Regions from separate parts of the Homo sapiens genome. Here region 2 is linked to region 1. Evidence: chromatin loops called from intact Hi-C (ENCODE). Cell type or tissue: ovary. All regions are shown on one strand. Links, peaks and the distances in the headings refer to the core of each region. The heading gives the core; the rest is flanking DNA.

Region 1 (16,340 bases), core at 4,419-12,418:
TTTTAAATAGCGAGCATAAGAATCCTAGTGGGAACAAGAAAACAACAGTAATTATGAGAGAAAAAAGCAGTCAAATCAAACCAATACCCTTGCCATTTTCAAGCCTCCCTTGGCAGTAGAATGGAAAAGTTATGAGAATTTGTCTCCTTGGGTGAAAGGTGTTGGGGGAGGTGTTGAGAGCAGTGGTTCTCAAGTGTGGTCCCCTCCAGAAGCATCAATTTCACCTGGGAACTTCTCAGGCCTGCCCCAGCCGTCCTGATGAGAAACTCTGGGAGTGATTCACCCTGAGCCTGAACAGTCTCAGGTTTTACAGCTCACAGCTTCAGATCCTATCAACATTGTCTGTGATTCAGCCTATGTTGTAAATGTAGCCAGTTGCATAAAAGCTGCTACAGTTAAAAGTACACTAGACCCAGAACTGCTTAATTTGTTTCACTTATTCTCATATGCTGCATGCTACATGCCAAACAGGTGAGACAGCTGGTCATGTATGGAGACATTGCCTGTCATCATTTGTTCACATGAGGACACCTAAACAATTAACAATTAACAACTACCTGAACAGTCTCCAGGTAATTCTGCTGCACCTTTAAGTTTGAGAATTACAGTCTGTAACCCTACACATGAAGATCCACCTTGGAGTGGTTCAGTGAAGCCAGCATGAGACAAGAGCACATCTGACCTCTCCTCTCCAAGACTTTCTTCCAAGGAAGATGAGCAGCCAGGAGTATGGAGCCCACTTCTAAGCCATTGACATCCCTTTCTGCCCTGTGTTTTGGGTGTAAAGGCAAGAGAATACCAAAGCAAAAACAAAAACAACCAACGCGTAGAGTCCAGTTATGGGGCTGTTTACTGGGACTCTGGGCAATTTCAGAGAAGCTTCATGAATGCTCGTTACTTTTAAGCGAGCGGAAAACTCTAGTCATACCCAATATGGGACAAAGGCCACTGCAACAAACCAGGGATTGAGGTATTTTAAAAATTTATTGAAATGGCACTATTCTAAAGACTAAGTGGGAGCAGTAAAAGTTATGAGAACTAGGATAGAGTCTAGGAATAGGGACCATGGAGCCACTGGGATACGTTGAGTGTTTCACCATAGGACATAGCTGTAATGGCATATAGGGAGTCCAGTGGGCATATATGCCATTCTTTTCTGCAGTTACCAATGACTGTTCCATTCTGGCTAGTAACTGGCCTCCCTGGGCATCCCCTAAAAAGCCGTATGAAAACTACAGGTTTTTTTGTTTGTTTGTTTGTTTGTTTTTTGAGACGGAGTTTCACTCTTTCGCCCAGGCCGGATTGCAGTGGCACGATCTCAACTCACTGCAACCTCCACCTCCCAGGTTCAAGTGATTCTCCTGCCTCAGCCTCCTGGGTAGCAAGATTACAGGCATCCACCACCACGCCCAGCTAATTTTTGTATTTTTGGTAGAGACGGGGTTTCACCATGTTGGCCAGGCTGGTCTCAAACTCCCGACCTCGTGATCTGCCCACCTCAGCCTTCCAAAGTACTGGGATTACAGGCGTGAGCCACTGCGCCCAGCCGAAAACTACATTTTTAAGAACCAAAACGTTTTAAAATACATTAAAGAGGATTATTATTAAAGAAACCCTGCTGTGAATCGTCTAGTAACAAAAACAAAGAGACAGCCACTGATTCAAAACACACAGAAACACCCCACTGATTCAAAAAATGATGAAAATGGCTAATCTGGCTTGGCGGCAATTCTAAATTATTACATGCTTTAAAAACAAAGTAAAAATACTTTTAAATGATACAATAAAAGACTAAATAGAAGAAATATAAATCAGGAAAGCTAATCAGCATTTACCATTCACACAAACCTATATACATAACCTATATCATATAACCTATATCACATAACCTATATCACACAGCCTATATCACATAGCCTATATCATATAAACCACATCATATAACCTATCTCATATAACCCACATCATGTAACCTACATCATATAATCTATATCATATAACCTATATCACATAACCTATATCAGATAGCCTATATCACACAACCTATATTATATAACCTATATCACATAACTGATACCACATAATCTATATCACATAACCAATATCACATAACCTATATCATATAATCTATATCATATAACCTATATTACATAATCTATATCACATAACCTATATCATATAATGTATATCATATAACCTATATCACATGACCTACATCAGATAGCCTATAACACATTACAATCTATAACATATAACTCATATCATATAATCTATCTCATATAGCCTATATCACATAACCTATATCAGATAGCCTATATCACATTATAACCTATATCATATAACCTACATCATGTAACCTATGTCATATAATCTCATATAACCTATATCATATAACCTATATCAAATAGCCTATATCACATAACCTATATCATATAACCTGTATGACATAGTCTATCTCATATAAGCTATATCACGCAACCTATGTCATATAATCTATCTCATATAACCTATATCAGATGGTCTATATCACATAACCTGTATCACATAACCAATATCCATAACCTATATCACATAATCTATCTCATATAACCTATATCACATAACCTATATCAAATAGCCTATATCACATAACCTATATCCTATAAAGATACTTTGCCCTTAAAGAAATCATTGCCATAATGAGAAGTTGAAGCACCCAAAGAAAGTCTTGTCAAGGATGGCACCAAAGAAGAATCAAACTAGACAAGTTCTTTAAGGCTAACTCTGAGCCTCCGATTCTAGTTTCTTAAGAAAATGATTGATTTTTCTCTCAGGTACCCTTCACATATTTTTTTTTAAATTCCCACCGCATTCGCACTTTGTTAATAATCCAGAGGGCTATCTAAATTCTCACAGGGTCTTACTACAATCACACACACACAAATTTGTCTCTCCTAGACACTACGCCTCTATGTGTAATATTTGCCTGGGGCCAGGGTGGTGAGAATTGCCATCACTCTGCAGCAGAAACTAAGAGCTCGGCCTTGAAACCCAGGCAGACCTGGCTATGAATCCCAGCCCCATCTCTGGTGAGACCTTGACCAAGCCACTAGATTCTGGAGCAGCAAAGCCTAACTTGTGGGCTGTCTTTGAGCATAAAGTTCTGTGTTTCGCACAGCGACTGCACCTTGTAAGCCCTCAACGAATGATGGCTGTTATTATAATGTTGTCATTACTAATGCCATTACTCCTACCTGTCTACTGCTGCAGAGTGGGGCCCGTAAGGATGCACACAGCTTCTACAGGAGTTCCTCTAGGCCCGTGGGTGAGGGGCTCAAGGCAAGTCCACCCCAGTGGACAGGTGGAAGAGACGGTTGACAATTCTGGGGTTTTTCTCTTTCTCTCTCTTTCTTTTTTATATAAAGACAGGGTCTCACTGTGTTGCCCAGGCTGGTCTCAAACTTCTGGGCTCAAGATATCCTCCCATCTCAGCTTCCCAAAGAGCTGGGATTACAGACATGAGCCCCCATGCTTAGCTGCATGCCACAACCGGCAAAGCTCTATCCACGTATCCTCTCTCTTTTTCCTATATCTAAAGAATTTTCCGGGTACTTAGTGACAGAAAGCCTATCTGGACCCCGTATCCACAGCACGGACCCACCTACCTTCTTCATGAGCATGTAAATGTGGGTTTGTGCGGCGTCCAGCACATAGCGGTGGGGGTGCTTCAGCCCCTTCACTGTGATGTCCATGGTTTTGCCATCTATGTTGATCCAGCGCCTCGCCCCCGGGGCCAGGAACAGCCTGGGGTGGGAGGGAGATGTTAGCAAAAGTAACTAAACCAAGTCAATTCATGGATAGCTCACAGCTGCTTGGGAGGGAAGGACTGATACGAATCGGTTACCGAGGGTGAGGGTGGTGGTTTTTTTAGGAGACACTAAAGAGCATGAACTTTTGAAGAGGTTGTCAAGCAATTTTTCCTTGAAGCAAGAAACTTCCAGTATTGGGAATATGAATATTTAACTTTGATGTTTCCAACCTCCAGGAGAGAGAGCAAGAAGGGGCTGGGGCCCAGGTCGGATTAGGTCCTGGCCATGAGGGTGAAGAACTCAGCCTCCAACTTCACACCTTCTGCACCAGGATTCCAGGGGCAACCTGGGACCAGGCTAAGACACCTTCACACAGGTGTTCTGGGGGTCTCTGCTCTCCTCCCAACCCACATGTGCTTTGTAATGAATTTCACATGCTGTGTCGAGAGGCAGCCCATAGTCCCAGAACCCAGAGGTCTGACCCGCTGGGCAGACAGGCCAAGGCTCCCAATTAGACCAAACTTGGCCACACTTCCTGAGCCCGTGGCTCTACCTGGGATGTCGGGATGCAGAGCTCTCTCAGTATTTCCAGTTCTGAGCTGTTGCTGAATTAGAAATACTCATATGAATATTTTCCTACCTTTCTAAGATGTACATTAAAATTTTGGAATTGAAACTGAGATTTACATAACATAACCAGGGAGCCTGGGGAAGGAAACTGGTCTAATGGCAGAGGCAGCGGGCTTCCTGTAGCAGATTTTTGGAATCAGGAGTTGTGTGTGCGTCACTGTGTGTAAGGCAATCAGGCACCCATTGTACTGCAAAGGATGTCATGGAAGCTTCCCGGACCGACAGCCCTCCCCACTGCACCCCACCCGCACCCCCATTTCTCTCAGCGCATGGATCCCCTCCCTGTGGGAGGAGCTGGGCAAATTTGCAATAGAGTGTATGAACCTCTAAGTATAAGAAGAAGTGAGACCTCAAGCTTTTCTCTTCAATGCTGCTGGTGCTTCTCTGGAAACCGGGGTGTTGCAATCTGAGTTCATTTGCAGGAAGGACATCCAGGGTCCAGAGGCTAAGTCCTCAGAGGGAAGGGGCTGTTTGGCCTGCTGCCCAAAGTTCAGCACCACAGTCTGGTGACTGCAAAGGGCTGGTTCCAGCCCAGCGTGGTGCTTGGGCTTTGGGCAACACGGCTAAGCATGTGAGTATGAACTAACAATGCTGGGCCCTCAGTATCCAGGACTCATGTCCACTGCAGCCAGTGCAGATGAAAGGACCCACAGAGATGGGACCACAGCAGGACAGGAGCACCCACCAGGCCTGTAGGGGGAGGAGTGTTGGGGAGGGGGAGTGTGGCTTTCAGCAACCTTGGGAGCCTCATCACACCTTCCCCTCCCTCTCCACCTGGCCATTGAAAACAGGACTGACCCTTTTAACCTGGAACTCTTGGCTTTTGTGTAATTTGGAGGAGAGACAGTCATGGAGAGGGACAGACTTATTGCTGCTCAGAACAAGTGGGGGCTGGAGCCGTGATGTCAGGAATGAGATGTGCCCACCCATGTTTGTACCCCAAGCTGCGCTCACTGTCCCAGACATGTGGGAGGAGCTCCCTTCCCCTGTGTTCCTCACATCTCTAAGGAAGCGTGAGGAATAGGTTTCCCATCTTGCTGCTTCTTCTCTCTCTCTCTCACTCTCTCTCTCTCTCTCTCTCTCACACACACACACACACACACACACACACACACACACCCCTCAGGACACCTAAGAAGGCTTTAGTCAAAGACAGAGCACTCTGCACTGTAATTCGGGACAGCTTGCTTTTTTAACCCCTAGACACATTCCCATAGGAACAGGTGACTCACACTGCATGTCTCACCAGGCTTTCTTCAGGGAACCCCCAAACCTCCCAAAGCAGCGGGGAACTATTTCTAGCATGGCAAGTACAGTGAACTGATGCTGACCAGGGCCCAGCCAGCTACCAGGCTGTTGTCCTCTCATCCTATCTTCACCTCAAGCACAATGGGGTGGTCCTCAGAGGCCCAAGGGAAGGCTTTCCAGCACCCTGGCTGATGCTCACTTGTAAATCTCCTCTGCTTTCTCCTTGACTTTGGACTGATCTCCATACTTCAGATCCTCGCAGGCTTCCCAGAATCCCAGATTCTCTCCTGCATGGTGAGAAGTCCACGTGGATGAGGGCCGGGCAGGAAATAAGTTGGAAGAAGAAAAGAGGAAATAAAAGAAATGAGTCAACCGGGATGGATTCCATTTCCCAGCTCAGTGAACACCTTTCCTGCCGCAGAACAAGCTATTGCACATTGTGATGCTAGACAACAATACTCCTTGGGGAAAGGAGCCACATCTTCACTTCTACGGCCTGGAAGAACATTGGGAACTTAGTAATTGCTCAATACGTGGCCTTAGAAATAAACTAGATTGGCACCTACCATGTTTGCAGCAATGCATTCACACCGTGGCAGCTTCCTTTCCTCCAACAATACACAGGCCAGAGTTCATATCACCCCCCAGAGGTTGTCGTACTCTTTTTTATTCTAGAATTTGGCTGTAGGAAATATTGCTTGAACGAGCTCGCACATGAATAGGCTTCTATACATGCGTTGCTACGCTACGGTTTTCTACATCAAGACCTCCTTCCTTTGCTCCCGTTGAATGACTGAGCGTGAGTTCTTCCTCCTTTGTTTGGCTGTGCTTAGAGAACCCATCATTTGCAGTCCCTCACCAGACATATTCCAGGCCAACGGTTCTTACAGAGAGGCTGTTCAAGAAGCAGTGCTGATGGACTGACCCTCAGGGAAGGTCTGGCCAGGAGCAGGACTGAACTGAGCATCACCTGAGCCAGAGGGGATTGGCCCAGAAGGAAAAGCCAGGTTCCCCCAAATCCTTCATCTCCCTCCAACTCGAGGTTCTCTAACCTGCAGCGTCCAGAGGTACCACGCATATGTTCATACAGTGGTCCCAGGTGGTGATTTTTGCCTGGGAAAATAAAGACGATCACAAGAGAGAGCAAGTGTGTGTGTGTCTGTGTGTGTGTGTGTGTGTAAATCGTGGAGTGTGTCACAGTGTGGGGAAATGAACAACAAAATCCTCTCCTCTCTTTTCTCAGTACAGTTGACCTTGAACAATTAAGGGGTTAGGGCGCAGACCATTATGCAGTAGAAAATCCAAAAACTTAACTACAAATAGCCTACTGTTTACCAGAGGCCTTACTAATAACATAAACAGTCAATGGACACATAAGTGGATATGTATCTACATATATATTTTATGGATTCATGATACCTTTTCATAACTTTTTTCTATTTCTAGGCTATGCAGTTCATCTGCAAGTTTTTTCAGATTGTTGCAAATCCCCCCAAGTTTTTAAATATATTTACTGAAAAAAAAATCCACCTATAAGTGGTCTCGTGCAGTTCAAACCAGTGTTGGTCAAGGGTCAACTGCATTTTTTTAAAAGCTCCTGGGTGCTTCATATTAGAAAAGGCTGCACAATTTTAAACTAGTTGGCATTTGTCCCATAGCTCTATAGAGGTCCTTCCTTTTCAGCATGAACTTTAGGGCGTTCTTTGGACTGAGATCACAGACCAGTGATGCTCTCAACTAAAATGTAACTGATCTGACAAAAGTGCCATGTAAACCATCTTGCCCATAGCAAAAGACAGTTGATTGCTTAGTAAAATTAAATAAGCAATTATTCGTGATAGCCAGTAAGTGGAAAGCACTCAGATGTCCATCGATAAAAGAATGGATGAACAAAATATGGTGAAGACTACAAGGGAATATCATTTGGCCTTAAAAAGGAAGAAGATTTCGGCTGGGCATGGGTGGCTCACGCCTGTAATCCCAGCACTTTGGGAGGCTGAGGGGGGCGGATCACAAGGTCAGGAGTTCGAGACCAGCCTGACAAACATGGTGAAACCCTGTCTCTACTAAAAATACAAAAATTAGCCGGCCGTGGTGGCGGGCGCCTCTAATCCCAGCTACTCAGGAGGCTGAGGCAGGAGAATTGCTTGAACCAGGGAGGCAGTGGTTGCAGTGAGCCGAGATGGTACCATTGCACTCCAGCCTGGGCGACAGAGCAAGACTCCGTCTCAAAAGCAAATGGTTAAAATGGTAAAATTTATGTTACATACGTTTTCCCACCAAAAATATTAAATGAGCACACAAAAATATGTACACCAAAGTTCATAGCAGCATTATTCATAACAGCTAAAAAGTCAAAGCAACCCAAATGTTCATTAACTTACAAATGGATAAGCAAAATGTGGTACATACAAACAAGGAAATATTATGGGGTCATTAAAAAGGAATGAAGGAAATATTATGCAGTCATTAAAAAGGAACCACGTGGCCAGGCGCAGTGGCTCACGCCTGTAATCCCAGCACTTTGGGAGGCCGAGGCGGGTGGATCACCTGAGGTCAGGAGTTTGAGACCAGCCTGGCCAACATGATGAAACCCCGTCTCTACTAAAAATACAAAAATTAGCTGGGCATGGTGGCGGGCGCCTGTAATCCCAGCTACTTGGGAGGCTGAGGCAGGAGAATCACTTGAACCCGGGAGGCAGAAGTTGCAGTGAGATGAGATCACGCCACTGCGCTCCAGCCTGGGCGACAGAGTGAGAATTTGTCAAAAAAAAAAAAAAAAAAAAAAAAAGGAACAGAAGCGCTGTTATATGCTGAAACACAGACAAGCCTTGAAAACATTATGCTAAGTGAAAAAAGACAAAAGGTCACATATTGCATGATTTCGTTTACATGAAATGTCTTGAAGAGGTGAATCCGTAGGGGTAGAAAGTAGATTTGTGGTTGCCTAGGGCTGGGGTGCAGGAGAAGCAGGAATAGAAGATGATTCTAATGGGTAAAGAGTTTCTTTTTAATGTGGCAAAAATGTTCTAGAATTAGTGATGATGGTTGCACAATTTAGTGAATACACTAAAACCCCTGAATTGTACACTTTTAAAAAGTTAATTTCATCATATGCAAATAATATTTCAATTTAAAAATCTTTTTAAAAAGTAAATGAGCAAATTGATGATTTATCTGCCCTGTTCATACCTAAAGCCTCAGGAATCTCATGAGGAGATTGCTAATAATACGGTTTAAATAATGCAGGGAAATCTTTTCGCTGGATTCTCACTAAGGAATTAGTGGGGGGGAGATAATAAATTCAGGGTGTATGTTGTCACTTTGCCACTAGATGGCACTATAACCACTTATTCGCCAGTCCATCCATCTTTTCTGGGTTTTGTTCTAGAGCAGCAATTAGACTTGATTAGGGAGATGATTATCAACAATCCATATTATCATGTAATGTTTTGCATCCGGCAGTCAGCCAGGCTAAAGGCATGTCCAGTAGGATTCGTTTCTGGAGCAGTGCCACAGACAAGTGGATCTTGGGTAGTAAGCAGCTGAGTGTCAAGGCTCAGGAGTGATGCCCCCAGGGCTGGGTACTGAGCAAGGAAGTAAAAGAATCCCGTAAAGGTAAATATTTCAATGAAGGTGGTGAATGCACAGCCTGGTTCTGATCTGGCCTCGTGTTTTTTTGTGGATGCTTCTCCGGGAAGTGCAGTATATTTAAAAAGCCACAGTCCTGGTGCAGTGGCTCACGCCTGTAATCCCAACACTTTGGGAGGCCGAGGCAGGTGGATCACTAGAGGTTAAGAGTTCGAGACCAGCCTGGCCAACATGGCGAAACCCTGTCTCTACTAAAAATACAAAAATTAGCCAGGTGTGGTGGCACGTGCCTATAGTCCCAGCTACTTGGGAGGCTGAGGCAGGAGAATCACTTGAACCTCGGAGGCAATGGTTGCAGTGAGCTGAGATCATGCCACTGCACTTCAGCCTGGGCAACAGAGCGAGACTCCATATCAAAAAAAAAAAAAAGTCACAGTTCCCCTCATGAGGTGACATTCAGAGATGGGACAAAATGTGGCCCTGCCCATTTCACTAAAATCCACACCCTCCTAAGGCCCTGAAGAAATCAGGCCAGGAGCTAAGGTGATGGCTGTCAATCACCACACATTGGAATCATCTGGGGAGTTTCCAAAACTTCAAGGATTCCAACCCCCACCAATTTAAAAGCAACTTTAGGGATGAGATCCAGGAAAACATGTTTTAAAATATCCCCAGGCAGACTGAATGTGTAGAACCACTGAGCTAAAGAGAATCAGGAAGCCAGGCGCAGTGGCTCACGCCTGTAATCCTAGCACTTTGGGAGGCTGGGGAGGGCAGATCACCTGAGGTCAGGAGTTTCAGACCAGCGTGGCCAATATGGTGAAACCCCATCTCTACTCAAAATACAAAACAATAGCCAGGTGTGGTGACAGGCACCTGTAACGCCAGCTACTTGGGAGGCTGAGGCAGGGGAATCGCTTGAACTAGGGAGGCGGAGGTTGCAGTGAGCTGAGATCATCCCACTGCACTCCAGGCTGGGCGACACAGCAAGACTCTGTCTCCAGAAAAAAAAAAAAGAAAGAAACAAAGAAAAAAGAAAATCAGGCTGGGAGACAAAAAGAGAAAGAAAGGGAAAGCCTGCCTGTCTCCCTTCCCTTCCTCCAGGTTCATTATATTTAGAGGCTGACTAGAAGGAGCGGGGGCTCCTCGGGTGACAGTGGGGGCATCCAGGATGGATGGAGCCCTCAGAAATGTGAGGGATCCTGATGTAGATTCTGTGAGCAGGTGCAATTTTCCCCCAGACGGTGGGGCCTCTTTGAGTCTATGGAAAGAACGAGTCTTGGGCTCAGGTCCCATTCTTAAAGCTGTGAAAGGAAGCAACTGTTTAAGGGCATAAGCAAAGCTCTGAAAACATCTGCTGAGAAATTCCCCAAACCCTAGGCTAGACATTAAAGGACTCTTTCTAAAAGTAAGTTATTTTAATTTTTTTTTGTAAACAAAGACCCACCACTGAATTCTTTCTTGAGGAAGTACTGGAAGCTCTGTCGACCTTTGGGGTCTCGGATCAATTCGCTGAAGTTGAAGGCCCATCGTTCCACTCGCATCTTGGTTGGGATTTCCACCCTGCAAGGATGATTTGTAAATGCACCAGAGAGGTAGCGGTTGTGACAGGTGGTGGCCTGGGTTGGGGTGAGGGCCTTTAGTCTCATGGCCCAGGGCTCAATTCAATCCTCCTCCTCCCAATCCCTGCATAACACACAAGCCAAGTAATCACTTGCTAGGAAGATGCAGCCACAGACAAGTCCCCCGGGGCTCACATCAAAGACATGACCATCCCAGAGGTGAGGAGGATGCCCACCGTGGGGAGCCCACACTCAGGTCCTGCTCACTTAACCTTAAGGACAAACGAATTCAAATGCCTCCTCCAAGGCATGGTAACAGCCTGGAGCCTGGCCAGCAGAGGGTCAGGCTGCCACCTGGACTAGGAGAGAATTCTGGAGCAGCATTGGTGATGGGTGCTACAATCACTGCCACCTGCTGGGTGCCTATCACCCACGACAGCTGCCCCCCTACCATGGCACACCCTGGCTTCTGGTGGGAGCCGGTGGCTCCTCCTGTACCTGCCTCAGGCCATGTGCCTCGGAGTAGACCCATTTGCCATCTCTGCACTCCCTTTCAGGGCTTCCTCTAAGATGCAGGTCCCACTGCACCTCCTTGTTTGGAAAGATTTCCCTGATCCCAGGTAGGATATTCGAGCCCAGCTAGCAGAGATCTAACATTCCAGAGAATCAGAAAAAGACTCAGTGTTCTCTCCTATCCCTTATGGAATTCTCCTAAACCTAACACAGACCTTTGAAACTAAGGTTTCAAGTCCCTCACACCATTTTTCCCACTGATGTAGCAGCTAGGACCAGAACCAGGCACAATTCATGTCTATGGGATCCAAGATAAAGCATGCCAAGCAAGTTTTACACTTTCCATAAGAACAAGTGTACAAACAATAAGAAAACTGATAACATTAACAACTGCCATTCACAAAGCATTGTCCTATGTGAGGTACTGTGCGTTACACACATACCATCGAATCCTTAAAAGAACACTATGAATTGAGTATTACTATCCCATCTCATTGTCAAGAAAACTGAGGCTCAAAGAGATTAAATACTTGCCAAGTCTCACATAATTAGTAAGAAGCTGAGTTGTGATGACGACAGTGGTTTGCAAACTTCCACATGCATCAGAATCACCTGGAAGATGCATTGAAACAGATTGCTGGGTCCCAACCTCAGAGTTTCTGATTCAGTAGGAGTGGGTGGGGCCCAAGAATACGCATGTCTGACAGGTTCCCTGGTGCTGCGGATGCCGCTGGTCCAGGGCCCACACTGGGAATCAACGCTGTAAACCAGCCTAAGAATCCTGGCTGTTTGTGAAAATCAGCAGAGCTTTCAAAAAACGCTGATAGTGGTGAGACAGCAACCCAGGCCAACCAAATAAGAGGTTTGGGAGGATAAGGCCTGAACGTTGATGTTTTTGTTAAGCTTCCCCAGTAATTGTAATACTGTTCTAAAATCTAAACCATTAAGAACAAGACTTCCCGCTTTCATGTGAGCTAAGCTATGAGGATGCAAAGGCTTATGAATGACACGATGCACTTCGGGGACTCAGGGGAAAGGGGTGAAAAGGGAGTGAGGGATATAAGACTAAAAACGGGGTTCAGTGTACGCGGCACAGTTGATAGGTGCACCAATAAAAATATATATATACATATACTTACAAATACATATATGTGTATATATATATTTGGTTCAATAAACATATAGGATCCACAAAAAAGAACAGGGCTTCCCACTTTAATGGGGAGTTCCAGTTGTCACCCACCCAGTGCCCTCTGATCAACGGTTCTTACACAGAACACACATTTTTCTTCTTGCCAGCAATCTCTACCTGTCTTCAATACCATGCTCCCCATTTTATTTAAAATTCAGCGGCCATCCATCTCTCCTCCCCAAGCCCTCCTAGGACAACCCTCTTCCTGGCCAGATTCCCTGCCTTCTCCTCCAGGGAGAGCCAGCGTCCGCACATGCTTGTCCACAGGCAGACACAGGTCGCCTCTCTCATTCAGTACGCTGGGAGGCAGACATGGGCTGCAGAGAAGCACCCCAACAGCCAGAGCCCAAAGAGGATAAGGGAAGCCTCCCCAGAAGGTAGTTCTAGAGTCTTTGGCTCTGCAGTTGACCTTAGTAGACAGGGGACCCCTGACTCCAGAGGAGTGGCCTCCTTAACCTGTTGGCTGCCCAGAGCGGGCCACGTGGAATAGGTACCAGTGTTGCTTAAGATGAGAATCAGGGCCCTCCCAGGCCAGGCCTGCTTACCCAGCTGGGTCAGTGTCACCTGTGTGTTCCTCATGGCCTCGGCAGTGTTGACCCAAGCTGTGACCTATACCTGGCACTCCTTCCTTTCCCATCACCCCACCTCCCTCACACACTCAGGCCTGTCCCTTCTCCCCTGTCCTCCTCTCTCTCTCCCTCTAATTTGACCATTACACCCTTCTCTTCTTCCTCCCTCTGTGTGCCGGAACTCTCCTGTGTTTCTGCCTCTGCCCCCTCTTCCAAATAACACAAGCGTGCAGGTCCAGTGAGCAATGACTATTCAAAACTGACAAAAAAAAGCCAAAGGGTAAGGGAAAGGGCAGGTTTAGGGCCCTGCCCGCCCAGAACTTAAGTTTACGCTAATTAGATATCAAACATGCAAAGCCATACATATGATTTTTTAATTTTCAAAACCAATCTGTTGTTAAACATAGAGTCACCATTTGACTCAGCAATTCCACTCCTGGATATACACCCGAGAGAAATGAAAATATGCCCACACAAAAACCTGCCCACGAATGTTCATAGCCGCATTCTTCATAATAGCTAAAAGGCAGAAACCACCCAAATGTCCATCAGCAGATGAATGGATAAACAAACTCTAGTGCATCCATACCATGAAGATGATTCAACCATAAATGGGAATGAAGTTCTGATCCATGCTACAAGATTCGTAAACCTTGAAAACATGATGCTAAGTGAAAAAAGCTCGTCGCAAAAGACCCCATAGTCTTTCCTAGATTTCCTAGAAGCGCAATACCCAAGAGATGAAATCAATACACAGGTCAACTGACCAGCCTGTCCTCTTTTCCTGTATCGATTTAGTGACATACTTATTACTGTCTTCTTAGAAACTTGCTCGAATCGAGTAGCCCTTGGGATTGGCAAGTATTTGACAAAATCAGTTCCTCTTCTACTTGTGAAATGAAACATTGTCTGCCAGCCAGTCCCTCTGTCATTCCTCAGATTCCAAGTGATGCCATTGATAGGAAATGTCCAGACAGACAAATCCGTAAACACAGAAAGTAGATTCATAGTTGCCTAAGGCTGGAGGGCGTCCAGGGTTTCTTTTTTGTGTAATGAACATGTTTTAAAATTGATTGTAGCTCTATGAATATAATAAAAACCATTGAACTGTATGCTTTGAAGGGGTGAATTTTATGGCATGTGAATTGTAACTCAAAAACGGTTTTTTAAAAAACACCAATATATAAAATACATACAATTTGGCATTTAAGTCCCAGAACTGGGTGTCATCGGTGATCCAGGGGTTGCTGGGGAGGCAGCCTGACATGATGGCATCGTTGGATGAGAACTGCTCACTGTATTTCACAATCCTGAAAAGGAAACAGAAAATGATTTCCTAGAAGCTCGACACCCAAGATATGACATCAATACACAGGTCAACTGACCAGGCTGTCCTCTTTTCCTGTATCGATTTGGTGACATACTTATTACTGTTTTCCTAGAAATTTCCTCAAATCAAATAACCCTTGGGATTGGCAGGTATTTGACAAAATCAGTCCCAATTCTACTTGTGAAATGAAACATTGTCTTCCATCCAGTCCCTCTGTCATTCCTCTATACCTATTTCTTTTTCTTTTTTTTCTTTTTTTTTTTTTTTTGAGACAGCCAAGCTGGAGTGCAGTGGCACAATCTTGGCTCACTGCAGCCTCCGCCTCCCAGGCTCAAGCAATCCTCCCACCTCAGCCTCCTGAGTAGCTGGGATCACAGACGCGCACCACCAGGCCAGGCTAATTTTTTTTTTTTTTTGTATTTTTGGTAGAGATAGGGTTTTGCCAAGTTGCCCAGGCTGGTCTCAAACTCCTGGGGTCAAGCGATCCACCTCAGTCTCCCGAAGTGCTGGGATTACAGGTGTGAGCCACCATGCCCGGCCTTTCTGTATCTATTTCATTAAAATATGGCCTGTTTATATTTTATCAATAGGTTTTTAGATTCAAACCAACTTGGAGTGTTCAAACTTGTGTCTCTGCACCCATCTTAGAAGCCCAAAGTTGCCACAGACTCCAAGACTCTTGCCATGTTGGGTTCTACCCTTTCTCAGGATAATGCCTGGGTTTGGAAACTTAGGCCCATTATTTAAACCTGGGGCTTAATTGGTCCAAACACACTATTTGGAGGAAGAGCTAATTCCTTCTCTTCTAGCTATTATGGAAATACATACTGTATTATTATTAACTACAGTCATCCTTCAGTGCTACAGAACACTATCTAGCTGTAATTTCGTAACTTTTTTTTTTTTTTTGAGACATTGTCTTGCTCTGTCACTAAGGCTGGAGTGCAGTGATGCAATCATGGCTCACTGCAGCCTTGACCTCCCCAGCTCAAGCCGTCCTCCCACGTCAGTGTCATGATGAGATGGGACCACGGGCATGTGCCACCACCTGGCTAATTTTTTTTATTCTTTGTAGAGATGTGGTCTCACTATGTTGCCCAGGCTGGTCTTCAACTCCTAGACTCAAGCAATCCTCCTGCCTGAAACTTCCCAAAGTGCTGGGATTATAGGCGTGAGCCACCGCTCCCGGCCTAATTTTTTATCCTTTAACAAATACTTCCCTATCTCCCCTTCCCCCTTCCCTTCCCAGTCTGTAGTAACCTCTGTTTTACTTTATATACTTTCAAATAGCCAGAAAAGAAGATATTGAATGTTCCCAACACAAACAAATGATAAATGTTTGAGATGATGGATATGCTAATTACCCTGATCCTATCAATACACATTGTATGTATTGAAACATCACTATGTACCCCCTAAACATGTACAATTATGTGTCAATTTAAAAAACTTTTCTAAAAAAAGCTAATTCCCTTGAGTTGAGTCAGACCTTCTGAGTCAATGCATTTCCTGCTGTCTGGGTATTGAAAACCTGCTGTGCCTCCTCCCCGTAGGTGGGGAATTGTGTCCACAGTGAATGTGAAATGCACCTGCCCTGAAGTCTTCCCTCAGCCATAAGATTTGGACAGAACAGGATCCATGCCTTAGAGATAAACCACTGGTACCTTAGAGACAAGCACTGGGTTTGCAATTCTATTCAGAACTCAAGCCCCCTGGCTTATTCTCTCCCGAGACTCTCTTAGTCGACAATCAGACCTTTTTTATTTTTTTCTTTTTGAGACAAAGTCTTGCTCTGTCTCCCAGGCTGGAGTGCAGTGGCGCTATCTCAGCTCACTGAAGCCACCTCCTCCTGGGTTCAAGCAATTCTTGTGCCTCAGCCTCCCAAGTAGCTGAGACTACAGGGGCACACCACCATTC
Region 2 (16,340 bases), core at 4,522-12,521, 260 kb after region 1:
CTAATAATGTATAGCATAGTAATTTTACAGTTCAGTAACTTCAGTTACCATTTTGGACAGATAACAAGAGATCCAATCTGACTAGCAGAGAATAGTGTAAGACATTTAAAATAGTTAGCAGTTTAAATCAGAGGTAGACAGATTATTTTCCAATGTAAAGTACATATTTCTCCATTTGCATAACACTCACCAGTGGGTAGAATTTATGAAGAATAGAATTTGGTTCATGGAAAGAAAAGCAGGCAGGAGCTAAATCAGATATAACTTTCTTCATGTTTAATAATTGAACTTTAATCCTATTTTGAGACTCAATTCTGATAGAAGTTGGAAAATTAATCTGTCAAACTGTGTATGTCCTAGATAGAAGTCACTTGTCAGGTATGCATATAGTACAAATAATTTTTTTTCTGTCTCTGGCTCTTTATTTTTTTGATATTTATTTATTTATTTATTTAGAGACAGAGTCTTACTCTGTCGCCAGGCTGGAGTGCAGTGGCACGATCTCGGCTTACTGTGACCTCCACCTCCTGGGTTCAAGCAATTCTCCTACCTCAGCCTCCCGAGTAGCTGGGACTACAGGCACGCGCCACCACGCCCAGCTAATTTTTTTTTCTTGTCTTTTTAGTAGAGACGGGGTTTCGTCATGTTGGCCAGGATGGTCTTGGTCTCCTGACCTCATGATCTGCCCGCCTCAGCCTCCCAAAGTGCTGGGATTACAGGTGTGAGCCACTGTGCCCGGCCACCTTTTTATTTTTTTTTCATGTATTTTGATAAGCAAAAGTTTTCAATGTTAATAAAATCAATTTATCGTTTTAAAACACATTTTGTAGGTGTTGTGCCTTCTTTAGGAAACATTTGCATTTTCCAAAGTCACAAGTAATTTCTTCAATGTGTTCTTCTAGAATACATACAGTTATTTAGCCCTCTGTTAAGGTTTATTATCCACTCAGTTAATTTTTGCATTTCATGGAAGGTTGGTTTATTTTTTTTAATATATGGAAATACAGTTCAGCACCATGTGGCAACTCTTTCTTTTACCCATAGATTTGCTTGGCATCTTATCAAAAATAAATTAAACACATATGTGTGTATGTCTAGTTCTGTAATCTCTATTCTATGCTATTGGTCTGTTTTTCTTTCCTTGGCCAATACCAGTGTCTCTTGATAGTGTATATTTATATTAAAACTTGAGGTTCTATGAAACAAATCCTCCAGTTTCTTAGTCTTTATCAAAATTGTTCTGACTATTCTAGATCCTTTGCATATACATATAAATCTTAGAATTCACCTGTCAATTTATTTTAAAAATTCTACCAGAATTTTAATTCAGCCTCTTTTGATATTTGCCAAATATTTGCCAAGGAGTTATTTGCCAAAATATCTCTATCCCTTCCTTCTACAGTTACACATATGGTAGACTCAGAATTCTCCTACTGGTCACTGAGGCTCTGTTCATTTTAGTTCAACCATTTGTGGTCCTCTCACTATTCTTCAGATTAGATAATTTCTTTGGATAAGTTTTTGAGTTTACTCATGCATTCTATTTCTGCCTGGTTTTGTTCGTTCTTAAAGGACTTTGTGCAGATTTCTGTGTGTTTTTATACAGAACTTTTGTAGTTTTCAGTGAGAGAGTTCATCTGAAAAAAAGCTACACCACCGACACAGAACAGCAAATGTCAATGTGGCTTTCTCTCTCTTTCTGTTTAATTTTCAGAACTTTTCTGTGTTTCCAGTGAAACAAGCAACTCTTCAGTGATTCTAAACAGGGCCCTTTCAAGTAGAAACAGTAATTTGGGACATTTAACTAAAATCAATTATGTATAATTAGGCATAAAGATCAATTTCTTGTAAAGTGGTCCTGACTTCACTATAATTTGGTAATTGTTTAAAAATGAAATTCACTAATATAAATGAGGAAACCAGTAAATGGAACACTGTCAAGAGGATGAATTTAAGGGGAAAGAGAATTGAGTAGCATTTTTCATGTGTTTTTCTTAAGATGAAATGAACCAATTAATGTAAAATACTTGGTAAGCATTTAATTAATTTTAGCTTTGGGTACTTTTGCTATTGTTTGGCATAACAACTTCTCATTTAATTTTATTTCCACCATTTTGTGAATACAGTCAAATCCGGTATCCTTTTTATGGCATTCAGGTGTTTATGTAATTGATGTCTATCTACTTTTATAAGCATTTTTCAATATTTTCTTAACCAATCATTTGCTCTAATCAACTAGTGTTAGTGAGTGTATTATGAACAGGCCATATACATTCATATTTTCTCTGCCATCACTCATATATTATATCTTCTCTAGAATAAAGTCTCTCTTCTTTTCCTTCACTTCTGCAAAAATCCCCTTCCTTTACTTCTCCTACTGATTTGCAAAGTTCTTGACAGCAAAGCCTGTGATTGATTCAAATTTACAGCCCTATTTTACAGCATATATAAGGTATTGAATAAATGTTTGATAATGAGAAGAGTACAAGATGTGGGGATGTTCTTAATCTTAAAAGAAGTTCAAAGTATTATCATTCTCTTCTGACAGACATATTTGAAAATAAGTGCTACACAATTTTTTAGTCTGAAATCACAGAGTTATATTTGAGTATTGTACACTCTGGTTTTCTTTTTCTTTTTTTTTTTTTTTTGAGACAGAGTCTCACTCTGTTGCCCATGCTGGAGTGCAGTGGCACGATCTTGACTCACTGCAAACTTCGCCTCCTGGGTTCAAGTGATTCTCCTGCTTCAGCCTCCAGAGTAGCTGGGACTACAGGCGCATGCCACCATGCCCAGCTAATGTTTTGTATTTTTAGTAGAGATGGGGTTTCACCATGTTAGCCAGGATGGTCTTGAACTCCTGACCTCATGATCCACCGGCCTCGGCCTCCTAAAGTGCTGGGATTACAGGCATGAGCCACCGTGTCTGACTGAGTATTGTACACTCTTATTGCCATGTATAGAAAGAAAGAATCACAGCTTTCTCTCCATGTTTTATTAACACACAGAAAAATACTTTGAAAAATATACCATTTCTCAAAAATGAAATGTATGATTTGCTACAAATGGCCATATGGAAAATATGATACCTGCTTATTTTTGACTCAGGGTGCATTCAATTTTTATACTAACTGAAAATTACATGATTGCGTTTTGTTTTAAAAGTGAAAAAAAGTAATAACTGCTTTTAGCCTTGTAATATTGAATGCGTCAATTGGCTCCCCTTGTAGAATGTTGAATGGCTATCACTGGTGACAGATGTTCTGTACATCGCAGTAATACTGCTTATATAATTGTGATAATTTTCCGCTTCTTATTTGTCATTTTTAGTGATTTAAAAATCCCTTGATGACTCCCTGAAAAATGACTGATGTTTTTCCTATATTAAGTAATTTCTGCTGGTAAAGTGTAAGTCTTTTAATAATTTCTTGAATTCTGTTCAAGTCTGCATATTTTCATTCATTGTTCAACTAAACAGGTGTGACAATTTATAGAATTCCATGCAGAAACATCTCTCTAATTACTCCATCTTGGGACTTAGAAATGTGTTTTATGGGGAAATGCCATAAGCTTATTTTTTAGATACAGGAACATTTCTGAACATAAGGCTTCAACTTTAGTACAACTTTAGTATTTAGTACAAAAACTTGAAACTTGAAAATCTAGAAAGTTAAATTTACAAGGCATTTTACCTTTTCTCTGCGGGTAACCTTATTATTGTGTCTTGTCTGTGATACTCAGTGATATTACAGTTTCAGAAGCTGGCTATAAAAGCATAATACCATAATTCAGGTGTCATCACCCTTTCAATAGATATCATACTTGATTTCCTAGAATGCTGATTTGATTACTGGGATTAAAAATTCTAAATTTTTACAACCTACTTTATCATGTCCAGGCTTACCTTAGTAACCCAATCATATTCATATTGTATAGGTTTAAAAGCAATTTTAGAAATGGCTTATAATAAATGAACATTTCCTAATTCAAGATGAAGATTTGGATATGATTAATACATTTTGAACTCAAATTATACCACAGTTCAGGGGAATTTTCCATTAAGCTTAAAGGCAAATTTAAAAATAATCTGAGATAGTGAATTAAATTAAGATGTACATATAAACATCTTCTTATTTTATTATTATTTTTTAGACAGAGTCTTGCCCTGTCACCAGGCTGGAGTGCAGTGGCACAAACTCAGCACACTGCAACCTCGACCTCCCGGGTTCAAGCGATTCTCCTGCCTCAGCCTCCTGAGTAGCTGGGACAACAGGTGCGCTACCATGCCCAGCTAATTTGTATTTTTAGTAGAGACGGGGTTTCACCATGTTGGCCAGGATGGTCTTGATCTCTTGACCTCGTGATCTGCCTGCCTTGGCCTCCCTAAGTGCTGGGATTACAGGCGTGAGCCACTGCACCCGGCCATAAACATCTTAATGAGCAATCAATTTTGTAAACTTGGGGGAAAATGTAATTTATTTTTCTGTCCTTTGTGCATTAGATTGTATTCGGTTGGTATTTGTTAGTCTATCTATGGTAGATCAGCTCTGATGGCAGGGTATACATGAAGTTAGACCTTTCAAGGAACATCTTTAACGGAGTTTATGCTGTTTGATAAAACAAATGTCATGTATCATGGCAGGTGAACCCACCATTTGGTGTTTAGGATCCAAGTTTCACTTCAGGAGCAGGGTCACAAAAAACTGAAGCTTCTCTAATTCAATCATGCCTGTTTGTTGGCAAGTTACTTTTTTTAAATAAGAGAGTAATCCTCATATCTTCTGACAAAATTTTACTTAACTAATTGCTCTTAAGAGCTGTTACACTTGTATAATAAAGAATCTCATTGATATAGTGAGAAATACAGAGTGAACATTTTTAGCTTACTGAAATCATGTAATCGGTTCTATAATATTCCTTAATTATTTATTATTTTCTGAGTCTAAGATTTTTAAAATGGAATAAATTAAATTACTCCATGAAGAGAAAGCTGGGAATAGTGCTTGTGTGTGTGTTTGTGTGTGTGTGTGTGTGTGTGTGTGTGTGTCAGGGGGTAAAAAAATTTACAAAATGAGTATATACTTAAGGTAAACAACATATGTCAGATGATTTGTATTTCAGTGATTTTAAAACAGTTATTGACCAATGGTTTTCTGATTAAATCTCAGACGTTCATTTTAAAATAGTGCCTTCTCATCCTTTTCAGCATTTCTTCATAGAAAAGTAATTATCTGGCTACTTATCATTAACTAAATATAAAATTATTTTCAAATAAATATCCTTGACCACACAGAATTTTGTTAGTGTAGCATTATATGTAAATTTAGCTCTATAATTTTGAATTTTCAGTTTATTTTAAAATTTTGAGATATTATTAATAAACTCGTTCTTCCACTGAGTATATGTAAAGACCAATGGCAGAAAGATTCAATATAACTATTATTGAATAAATGAAAAGCAGTAGTTCTTTTATCTCATCTAATATAGTTTGTTTTTATGACCAAAAACCAAGAACTACTCGTATATTTTTAGTGTTTTGAACTCTGCACAATATTTTCATGCAAAGATGGCATTCAATGATTTTAACTATGAGAAAAGAAATACAATAACAATTAAGTGCTATATATATTTCAGACTTTTCTCTTAGGTAGACAGTTGGACTAGGAGATGGTTACTTTTCCCAAAATAGACACTGTGATTTTCTTAGTAAATTTATTTTGAATGCTGATAAAACACTTCTGTCTGAAAAAATCTGACTTTTCTTTTTTTTCTTTTTTTTTTTTTTTGAGACGGAGTCTCACTCTGTCGCCAGGCTGGAGTGCAGTGGCACAATCTCAGCTCACTGCAGCCTCTGCCTCCCGGGTTAAAGTGATTTTCCTGCGTCAGCCTCCGGAGTAGCTGGGACTACAGGCACCGCCACCACGCCCAGCTAATTTTTGTATTTTTAGTAGAGACAGGGTTTCACCATGTTGGCCAGGATGGTCTTGATCTCTTGAACTCGTGAAAAAAATCTGAATTTTATCAATAGCTGAAACTCTGGGAGTTTAGTCTATATTTCAAGCACATTTTTTCTCTATGCCTTTGATCTATATTCTTCTTATCCTCAGCCAAAATGCAAATCTCTCTGTTTTTGACATTCTCAGGAGCTCTCATTTGTTTCTTAACTTTTCCTCCTCTGCTGTTCACTTCCAGTTCTTTCAGCACTTTTAATCCTTACTGCTCTTACATCTTCACTACTCAAAGTTTTTACTGGTCATCTATTTCTTTGTAATAAACTAACCGTAAATTAAGTGGCTTAAAACAATGACAACGTTTATTTTCATAAAGCAGCAATTTTATTTTGATTTTGCTCTGATCATGGTCATTGGGGGGGTATTGCAAAGACTTGTTGCTAGAATTGTCTAAAGATTGCTTACTCACAAATCTGGAAGTTGATGCCAGCCATTGGCTTAGATGTTAGCTGATGCTATCTGTTGGAAGACTTACATGCTGACTTTCTGCATGGCATTGGCTTCCTTATACCTGGTACTAAATTCCACAACAAGCTTCAATAGAGACAGTGAGCTGTATTAACTTTTATGACTTATCCTCAGAAATCCTACACTGTCATTCTCTGTATATTCTATTTGTTGGGGATTTTATAGAAGCCCATTCAGGATAAAGGGGTGGAGAAAGGTCTGGAAGACCAATTTCAGTTGAAAATTTTGTTGAAGCAGTTTTTTATAGTCTACCACAGTGCACGTTCTTTTTTCTCTTTCTTCAGCTTGCTATAGAATCATAGAAAGCTATGCATTCTACCATGTACCATTCACCATGTGGGTCATTATTACTTCCTCTAAGCTAACAATTGCATTTATGAAACTATTGCTTTAGACATATTATTAAAAATCTGCTCCTTCTTTGAGCTCCATGTCACCTTGTATCAGCTTTGCTACTGCATTTAGCTTTGTCATTTACTATCTTCTTGGTTCCTCGTCATTAATTCATGGATACGCCTACTTGATAGTCTTTAAGGATGACTGCTCCAAGGTATAGCCAGCTCGCTGGCCAGCCCATCTACCCATCCACTTACCGATTCACCCATCCACCCACCCATCTACACACTGCCCACCCATCTACCCATCCACCTACCCATCTACCCAGCTAGCCATCTACACAATCACCCACCCATCTACCCATCTACCTACCCATCCACCTACCCATCTAGCTATCTACCCGTTCACCCACCTATCTACCCATCTACCTACTGATCCACCTACCCACCAACCCATCCACTCATCCACCTACCCATTTACTCATTCACCTGCCCAGGTAACCATCCACCTACCCATCCACTCATCCACCATCCACCTGCCTATCTGTCTGTCTATCTATCTATCTATCTATCTATCTATCTATCTATCTACCTAATCAGTCATTTATCTGCTGGTGCCTTAAGCGGTTATGTCTGTAGCTGCAGGAAACCATCCTCAGACTCCCTCCTGGGGACCAAGACAGCCACCGACGGAGCTCTGCCCAGGGCTGTGGACAGGCACCAAGCTTTTCTCTTGGTTAGCTCCCCCACGTCACAGTGCCTGAACCAGTGACCCCAGCTTCCCTTGTTTAGAGGAGCCAAACTCCTCTAAACAGATGAACAGCAGCAGCAAAGAGGATTGAACACCCCTCTGTCCCTCACCAGCCCTGAGTGGCTGTGACGAGCTGGGCTCGAGACTTACCAGGTGCTTGGTGAGGTCCCAGCTGTGGATGATCCTGGCCAGAATCACTGAGGCATCATCTTGGTGGCAGATGTCACAGTAATAGAGGCCAGAGAAGGCACAGAGCTTGGGTCGTACAAAGAAGCCGATCTGCTGGAAGCAGCCTGGGAGATGGGTAGAGAGTGAGTGGTATGGCCAGAGTCAGCTCCTAGTAACTTGGGAGCTTCTGTGGTGGAAAGGATCTGTTAATTTTTTTTAAAGGTAGGCACAAAGTCAAGAATAACCACCACTCATATTTCCACCACTCAGAACTCCCCCTACTAATTAATCTTTACAACAACACACTGTAAGAACTATCATTATTTTACAGCTGAAGAAATGGGTGCTCAGAGAGGTTAGGAAACCTGTCCGGTCACATAGTGATGAAGTGGTGTGGCTGGCATTCAGATCTGGGTTTGCCTGCTTCCTTGGTTTGCCTGCTTCCTGGGGAAGGCACACATGCTTGGTCTAATGCCCCCAGGCAGCCCCCGCACAGGGGCATAAGAGCTTCCGGGTGGTACACTGGAGGCAGATGGGTAGGTGACCAGGAGGGTCCCAGGTGGGTTCCATCTGCAGGGACCAGGCCTTTCAGAAGGCAGCTCTGAAGTCCTGTTTTCCATTGCTAAAGGGGCAGCGTGTTCCCACAAGTGTTATAAAACCCCATTCCAGAATGTCATCATAATCGTGCGCAGTCATTCAGGGAAGCACTTCTGGAAAAGTACTATATTGTCTCAAAACTGCCTACAGGCAGGTGAAAAATACTGTTTCACCTGTCAAATAGGAAAATATTTCCCTGAAAACTACGCTGTGCAAGTGATGATTATAGAGAACTCTTGATTCCACCTGTAGCTCCGAGCAAATCCAGCCCGATGAAGCCCCAGGTGTTTTAAATGGTCCTTCCAAAGGTCTTTACCCTCAGTAGTTGGTTTATGTAACAGCTCTGAGGGGCTTGACCAGATCTACTATTTGTTTTGTTTTGTTTTGTTTGTTTGTTTGTTTGTTTTGAGATGGAGTCTCCCTTTGTCGCCCAGGCTGGAGTGCAGTGGCGCGATCTCGGCTCACTGCAGCCTCAGCCTCCTGGGTTCAAGTGATTCTCCTATCTCAGCCTCCCGAGTAGCTGGGATTACAGGCACCCGCCACCATGCCCAGCTAATTTTTGTATTTTTATGTTGGCCAGGCTGGAGGATCTGCTATTTGTTTAATGTCCTCCAGTGCTTCCTTTTTTTTTTTTTTTTTTTTTGAGACAGAGTCTTGCTCTGTCACCCAGGCTGGAGTACAGTGGTATGATCTCAGCTCACCGCAACCTCTGACTCTTGGGCTCAAGTGCCTCGGCCTCCCCAGGAGCTGGGATTACAGACGTGCACCACCACACCCAGCTGATTATTGTATTTCCAGTAGAGATAGGGTTTTGCCATGTTGGCTGGTTCCAGAGCCTGTGTTCTGCTCCATTACCCTTGTTGCCTGTGTCTAGTGTCCCTGCTGCTGGCTCAGCAATGCCAGCCTCCTCTAGGTCCACCCGTCCACTCGGGCCCCAGAATGGAAGCAGCAGAGTAGGGGCTGTGGCGAGCAATAAGTGGCTGGGGGACAGGGGCCGCGGTCAGGGCTGGCCACGGGAAGCAGACAGGCAGCCAGCAGGGGGCAGGGCAGTCTGCACAGTGTCTGATGCCTCAGGACTGTGGAGCAAGGCTGGCTTTGGCCCCCTTGGTTGGATAGTTCTTACAGTGTAGAGGTGTCTCCACAGCGGGGGGCCAGTGGGAGCGGCCAGTGGGTGTGCCCTGGGCAAAAGGCAAAGGCCCTGACTCCCCCAGGGGCAGGCAGAAGGGTCCCTGGGCCTTGGGACCAGAGGGCGGGCTCTGCTGCTCACTAGCTGCCTCACCCTGACCTTCACCTAATTTCTTCAAGCTTCCATTTCAGTGTCTGTAAAATTCAGCTACTACCAGCTATTTTTGTGGGGTTATTACAAAGCTTAAATGAGACAAGGTTCTGCAAGTACTGTGCAAATTATGAAATACAACCCAGATGCCAGTGGTTGGTGTCTGCCACTGAGCCATGCCTGCTGGGTAGAAAGGAAACCCAAGCTCCCTTGTCTCTAAAAACAAAAACAAAAACAGAAACAAAAAATAAAAACAAAACCCCACAAGACTCCAGACCTAGTCATCAGAGTAGCTCATGAGATGAAACCAGTTTTCCAACTTTGCTTTGTAGATATCCTGGTTCTAGAACTGAATGGAGCTTGGTGAATAATCAAGAAACTACACAGTCAGGTTCTTTGCAGAATTGCTTTTTCTGAGCTGAGACATGAGGTCATGCTGCTGGCCTTCATCATAATAATGCCACCTGAAGCAGCCCCATTAAACCTCCCTGGAGGTGTTTTGCAGGGTACCTGACTTGTCCTTCTAGATCCCATGTTCACAGAGCTACACACAAGAAATTTAAGAGCGAAGGGTTAGGAAAAAGCTTTGATTCCCTCAACATCTGGGTGGGTTTTATTATTTTTTCAACAACAAAGAGACATGCACCTGATAGCCCCTCTCTTTTCACCTTACCTAGCAGGAAAGTCAGAGCTAAATTTTCTTCAGCAACCACACCTTAGCACCTGTACATCATCTGCCCCCTAATTCCTCTCCATCTTGAGTCCCATCTCTAACTTGTTTTTTGTGGTCCTGGCTTTTCAGTGAATTTGCCAGTTCACCACGTGTGTTTCTGTTGTGATCTGCCTCAAACCTTCTAGGGACTGAGGTCAGGGTAAGAGTAGTTTAAAAACAAGATAAGACGTGGACAGTGAAGGGTGTGGCATTGGGAGTACCCATCCTGGGTCTTCTCTCCCTTCCTGTGGGGGTAACCTGGTAGTCTTGCCCACTGCCCCGGTTTATTCACTGGGGATGCAGTCCAGACAGAAATGGGGCTTTGGCTCAGGGACAGGGAAGGGCACCTGGGGAGAAAGAGGTTTCCCAACCAGGCCTGTCACAGTAAGCAGCCAAGGACACGGAGCCTCCTGTCTCTCTCAGGCTGGGACGAGGGCTGCCATTCTAGGCATGAGAATTTCCTCTTCCAGAGGCCCTACTCCTCACCACCCTCCAGGGCAAGGATTATTATTAACTCAGCTCCTGGAGGGGGAACTGCAGAATCTGTGATGCTAGAAACACAGGACAGGTCCCCTGGGGCGGGGATGCAGCTTTGGCCTTGAGCCCTGAGAATGGTAGCCCCAATTCTTCCCAGGTCCTCCTACTTGGGGCTTGCCTACAGTAAGGGTCCCAGAGCACTGCCAGCAACTGCACCAATATCACCTCTCTGGCTCTGGACTCTTACCTCTATTAATACAGCCAAAAGCTGCACTCAGTGTTGGCTCATAGGGAATTAAGGGTCAAAAACCCCCAGGTCATTTCCAGGTCACTAGTTTCAGAGGGCTGGCAGGCATCACTAAGCCCCTTCCCTCCTTCTCCCCACCCCCACCACTCACCTCCAGCACGTTCTTCTTACTGGATTTGTTTTAGGGGCCCAGCAGAGAGTGGTGCTCTTCAGCTCCACTGTGTAGTCGGGGGTAGAAAACTTGGAAGGCTGCCTCTGTGGGAGAGGGAGGAAGGTCACAGGGAGCCCTCGGCTCAGATGTGTCTGCTGTGGCACTCTGACTCCAGGAATAGGATGGGCATGGCCAGGAAACAACTCTGGGGAAAGAGCTCCAAGGGTTCCTGAACCCAGAGACCCTGATCTGTGAGGCCCAGAGGGAGGGGGCGTTAACCAAAGCAGTCCCTCCCTCATCTCAGCATGGTTGGGGAGGGGGCAGCGACCCTTGCCCTTAGAGGGAGAGTGGGTTTGGGAGTCAGATAAACTGGGTTCAGAGCTTGACTGTACCATTTACAAGCTGGGTGACCCTAGCCAAATCCCCTCATCTCCCTGAGCCTCAGTTTCCCCATCTGTAAAATGAAGATAGCCCCTCAGGTAAGTGAGGAGGTCATGTGGCACCTGGCCGGGCAGTGCTCATTGAACAGCGATTCCTTCCCATCCCTAATGCCTGGTGGTGCCCCCAGATCTGCAGGCAGGCCCTGAAGTTTCTGATGCAGATCTGGGCCCAGCCCCTCATCAACCTGCAGATGGCAAACGCATCTCTGTACGAGCATGTGGAGCGGATGCACCTCATCGGGAGGAGCTGGGAGCAGCTAAAGCTCCTGGGGGATTACCTGGGCCCGTGCTGGAGCGGTGCCCTGAAGGAGCTCAGGAGGAGGTGAGCACCCTTTACGTGCATGCACACGAACACACACACACACACACACGAACACACACACATACACATGAACACACACGAACACACACACATGAATACACACATACACATGCGCACACACACCCACACACATAAATGTACACACAAATGCACAGACTTGCACACACATGCACATGCACACAAATGTACACACATGCAGGCAGTCGTGCACACACACACACACACGGGGGCAGTGCCCAGGGCAAGGCGTCCACTTGGAGGAAACATGGGCAGAGATCTTCCCATTGGGCCTGGGAAATGATCACATCTTTTGGGGGTGATTTTGGGTTTTTTTTCACGTATCTATTTGTTCACTCAAAAACATGGACTGAGAACATACTAAGCACTGCACACCTGGCAAGGCATGTGGGCTCCAACACTGAGCAGGGCAGAGCCAGGGCCGACCCGCTGGAAGCCTCTGGCCTGGCAGGGAAGACAAGTGGGAAAGCCAGCAACTCCATCCGGGGGTGAGGGTGAGAGGGAGATAGGTTGGAAAGCCAGCAACTCCATCCGGGGGTGAGGGTGAGAGGGGAGATAGGTGGGAATGCCAGCAACTCCATCCGGGGGTGAGGGTGAGAGGGGAGATAGGTGGGAATGCCAGCAACTCCATCCGGGGGTGAGGGTGAGAGGGAGACAGGTGGGAAAACCAGCAACTCCATCCGGGGGTGAGGGTGAGAGGCAGGACGTCCTGGAAGCACAGAGGCTTACATCCAGCCCAGATCAGAGGAGGACAAGGCAGGAAGGACTTCCTGGAGGAAGTGACTTCTAAGGTGAGACCTGAAAAATGACGAATTAGAAAGGGGAAGCAAAGGGGAAAAGGGCGTTCCAGACAGAAGGAATAGCACGCACAGGCCATGAACTGTCGGTGGAAAGCACAGGGAGAACTTTGGCTACAGTGAGGAGGGAAGCGGGGAGTGTGGCGAGAGGCAGGCGAGGTCCAGATATTCCCACCTCTTCCCTGTCCAGCCAGTTGTCTGGCCCATGCCAGCCTCCCTCCTGAAATTCTCCAAAGAAGAGGTGATCAGGGCGGGGCCCTCAGGATGCCCTTTAGGAAGCTTCTCTTACCCAGGGCCTGGGGCCTTTGGTGCTCAGGAATGGGATGTGATGCTGGGCTTCAGCAGGGACTTAGGCCTCTCCATGTCTGTCATAAACGCTTCCTAGTCCTCAGGTCACAGCCCAGGCTACAGTCTTCCCAGGGCTGTGCTCTCCTGGCACCCTCAGGAGGGCAGACCTCAGGCGGAGAAGCCTGCCGGTGCCTTCTCCCCAGAATGGGCTTCGAGTCCACCTCTGCTGGGTTTCTAGGGTCAGGAACCAGTTCACAAGCCCCTCCAGGTTCCCCCATCTGGCCTTCCCTCCCCACAGGGCTGGCCTAGACAGTGCCTCTCTGAAGACTGCCTCCTCCATCCTGGCTGCAGTGCTCCCAGAGCCGGGCTTCCTGGGGGCCAGGGTGTGCCCCAGGCAGGTCCCCAGGGGCTCTCAAGGGGTGCTGCGGGGGCTCTCCCCTAGGCAAAGAGGAGAATCTGGCCCCACAGCTGCCAGCTGAGCCTTGGTCTCCTCTGCAGGGCCTGGAAGAACAGAAAGCCCTCCGGGGACCACCATGTGGGACCCTAGACCCTAGAAGGCTTCGCCCCAGGAGGCTCGCCCATCCCAAGCATCCGTGGGTGACTGGGTCTCCACCTTTTGGCCATGCTGACTCACTCCCTACCTCTGAGAGTCCATGACCCAGAGCTCCAGAGAGACTATCCTCCTGCCCACCTAACCAGGTGGCGAAATCTCTGGGGTCAGGTGGGGCCTTATCACCCTCCTTGGTCAAGGAGCCAGGTATCTGCACAGGCCTACAGACCTGTGTAGACCAGGTGCCTGTGGTATGGGTTGTGGGCCCCAGCCCCATTCACCCGTCCCCGCCCTGCTGAGAGTTTGTTCATGGGCTTTACAGACCTGTCTCTGTGGGCACCAGGGGCACCCCTGTCTCTCTCTCCCTGGCCCTCCTGCTCCATCCCTGGGCAGCAGCGCTGTACTCCTGCTATGCACTCAGCCTGCTTCCTGTGCCTGTGGAAGTCCCTTGGAAACAGCATGGGGCAGGGGAAAGAGTGTGGGAGGCCCTCACCCACTGTGAGTCAGGAAAGTTGCTTCACTTCTCCGGGTCCAGCTTTCCCGTCTGTAAAATGGGCCAGTGATTCCTCTGTTCCTGTGGCCTCCTGAGCAGTGGTGAGGGCTGCATGAGGGACCCAGAGTCTGGGCCACAGATGGCCCTGGATCAGCATCGTGTGTGCCCTGAGGGCATCTGATCCAGCCTTGGCAGGGGCCAGAGGAGCTCCCAGAGGAGATGGCATCTGAGCTGAGGGCATGCAGAGTTCTTTTCCATTTTTCTTCTAACATGTTTTTCTTCTTTACAAAGGTCAATCTTCCAAGGGAGGAAAATTTATAAAGGGAATAAAGAGACCATTCAATCAGCCCTTCTCAGAGCCCACCACCACCTGCTTCTGCACCTCACTCCATCCACACACACGTGTTGCCACACCAGTGGCATCGTGTATCTATTGAACTGGGGCTCAGCCTCCTGTGTGGCTGGGACTGCAGGCATGCGCCACTATGCCCACCTAATTTTTGTATTTTTAGCAGGGACGAGGTTTTGCCATGTTGGCCAGGATGGTCTCGAAATGCTGACCTCAAATGTTCCATCCATCTTTGCCTTCCAAAGTGCTAGGATTACAGGCATAAGCCATTTCCTGCCTGGCCAATAGCACATGCTTTTAAAAAATACCTGCCAAGAAAGGGTACCCTGAGTCCTTACATGACTGAATATGTATTTATTCTGACTTTACTTGACTGTTTGGCTGCACATAGACTTCTAGGTTGAAAATCATTTTTTCTTAAACTTTTAGATTTATTCTTCCATAATCTTCTAGCACTAAATGTTGTAGCAGAAAAATCTGACACCAATCTAATTCTTGTTTTATAGATTGTCTGTTTTATCTAAAAGTTTCTTTTATTCTTAATGTTTGGAAATTTTATAGCGATGTATGTAGGGGTGAGTCTTTTTCCATTTGTCCACCTGGTTTATAATGTTTATCAACTGACCCCTTGCTCCCCCCACCCCTCATAGAGTGCAGGGGCTTTAATTTATTCACTGCTAAATTCCCTGTATCTGGCACACATCAGGTTCTCAATAGTCATTTGCTGAGTGAATGAATTTATTCTGCTAGAATTTAAAGTCCTGTGACTCGCATCAGCTCAGAAAATTTTTCTTTTATTCTTGTCTTTTTTTTTTGAGACAGGGTCTCAATCTGTCATTCAGGCTGGAGAGCGGTGGTGTAATCACAGCTCACTGCAGCCTTGAACTCCTGGGCACAAGTGATCACAGCTCACTGCAGCCTTGAACTTCTGGGCACAAGTGATCTTCCTGTCATAGCCTCCTGAGTAGCTAGGACTATGGGTGCACGCCACTATGCCTGGTTAATTTTTAAAATTTTTGTAGAGACATGGTCTTGTTATGTTGGTAAGGTTGGGAATTTTTTTTTCTTCTTTTGTGAGAGTCTCACTGTCACCCAGGCTGGAGTGCAGTGGTGTGATCTTGGCACACTGCAACCTCTGCCTCCTGAGTTCAAGCAATTCTCGTGCCTCAGCCACCTGAGTAGCTGGGATTACAGGTGTGCATCACCACACCTGGCTAATTTTTGTATTTTTAGTAGAGATGGGGTTTTGCCATGTTGGCCAGGCTGGTCTCAAACTCCTGACCTCAGGTGATCCACCTGCCTCGGCCTCCCAAAGTGCTGGGATTACAGGCATGAGCCATCACGCCTAGCCTAGTTTTACAGATTTTGTAGTTTCTTGTTTTTGGTCTATAACCTGCTGCCTACTTTTCTTGCTTCCTTGCCTATATATATATTCATTTATTTTTTAATTCCTTTGCTGAGAATAAAAATTGGATACTTTAGCTGGGCTTATCCTTCAGTTTTTTTGTTTTTGTTTTTTTTTTTGAGACGGAGTCTCGCTCTGTCTCCCAGGCTGGAGTGCAGTGGCGCAATCTCGGCTCACTGCAAGCTCTGTCTCCTGGGTTCATGCCATTCTCCTGCCTCAGCCTCCCGAGTAGCTGGGACTACAGTCGTCTGCCACCACGCCCGCCTAATTTTTTGTTATTTTTAGTAGAGACGGGGTTTCACCGTGTTAGCCACGACGGTCTCGATCTCCTGACTTCGTGCTCCGCCCCACTTGGCCTCCCAAAGTGCTGGGAGTACAGGCGTGATCCACTGCACCTGGCCTCAGTTTTTTTTTTTTTTTAAACAGGCAAGTTCTTGCTGTGTCACCCAGGCTGGGGTGGAGTGGCTCGATCATAGTTCACTGCA

What was found. A loop is a pair of places that touch in the nucleus more often than their neighbours do. Peaks named below come from ENCODE experiments on the same cell type or tissue, not always from the same donor. Only the 100,000 strongest peaks of a DNase experiment are listed, where the experiment ranks them.
Region 2: a loop joins it to region 1, with 2.9 times the contacts of the local background. A loop is called at or near these places in 31 of 110 quality-filtered maps.

Annotation. Positions count from the first base shown.
Region 1 is chr17:65,191,606-65,207,945 of GRCh38, reverse strand. RGS9 (regulator of G protein signaling 9) reads right to left here. Exons shown (of 19, transcript NM_003835.4): 12 at 14,290-14,403; 13 at 10,705-10,820; 14 at 5,866-5,953; 15 at 3,645-3,783; 16 at 1-24. Among named protein-coding and RNA genes, the nearest start is that of RGS9, 62 kb to the right of the region's middle. In ovary, for the core only: a CTCF peak has its summit at 9,021 (motif pointing right); no DNase peak of the experiment used is centred there.
Region 2 is chr17:64,932,101-64,948,440 of GRCh38, reverse strand. It overlaps LOC107985000 (a long non-coding RNA gene), which reads left to right. Exons shown (of 3, transcript XR_001752973.3): 3 at 5,076-5,086. Among named protein-coding and RNA genes, the nearest start is that of LRRC37A3, 21 kb to the right of the region's middle. In ovary, for the core only: no CTCF peak of the experiment used is centred there; a DNase peak (open chromatin) is centred at 9,400.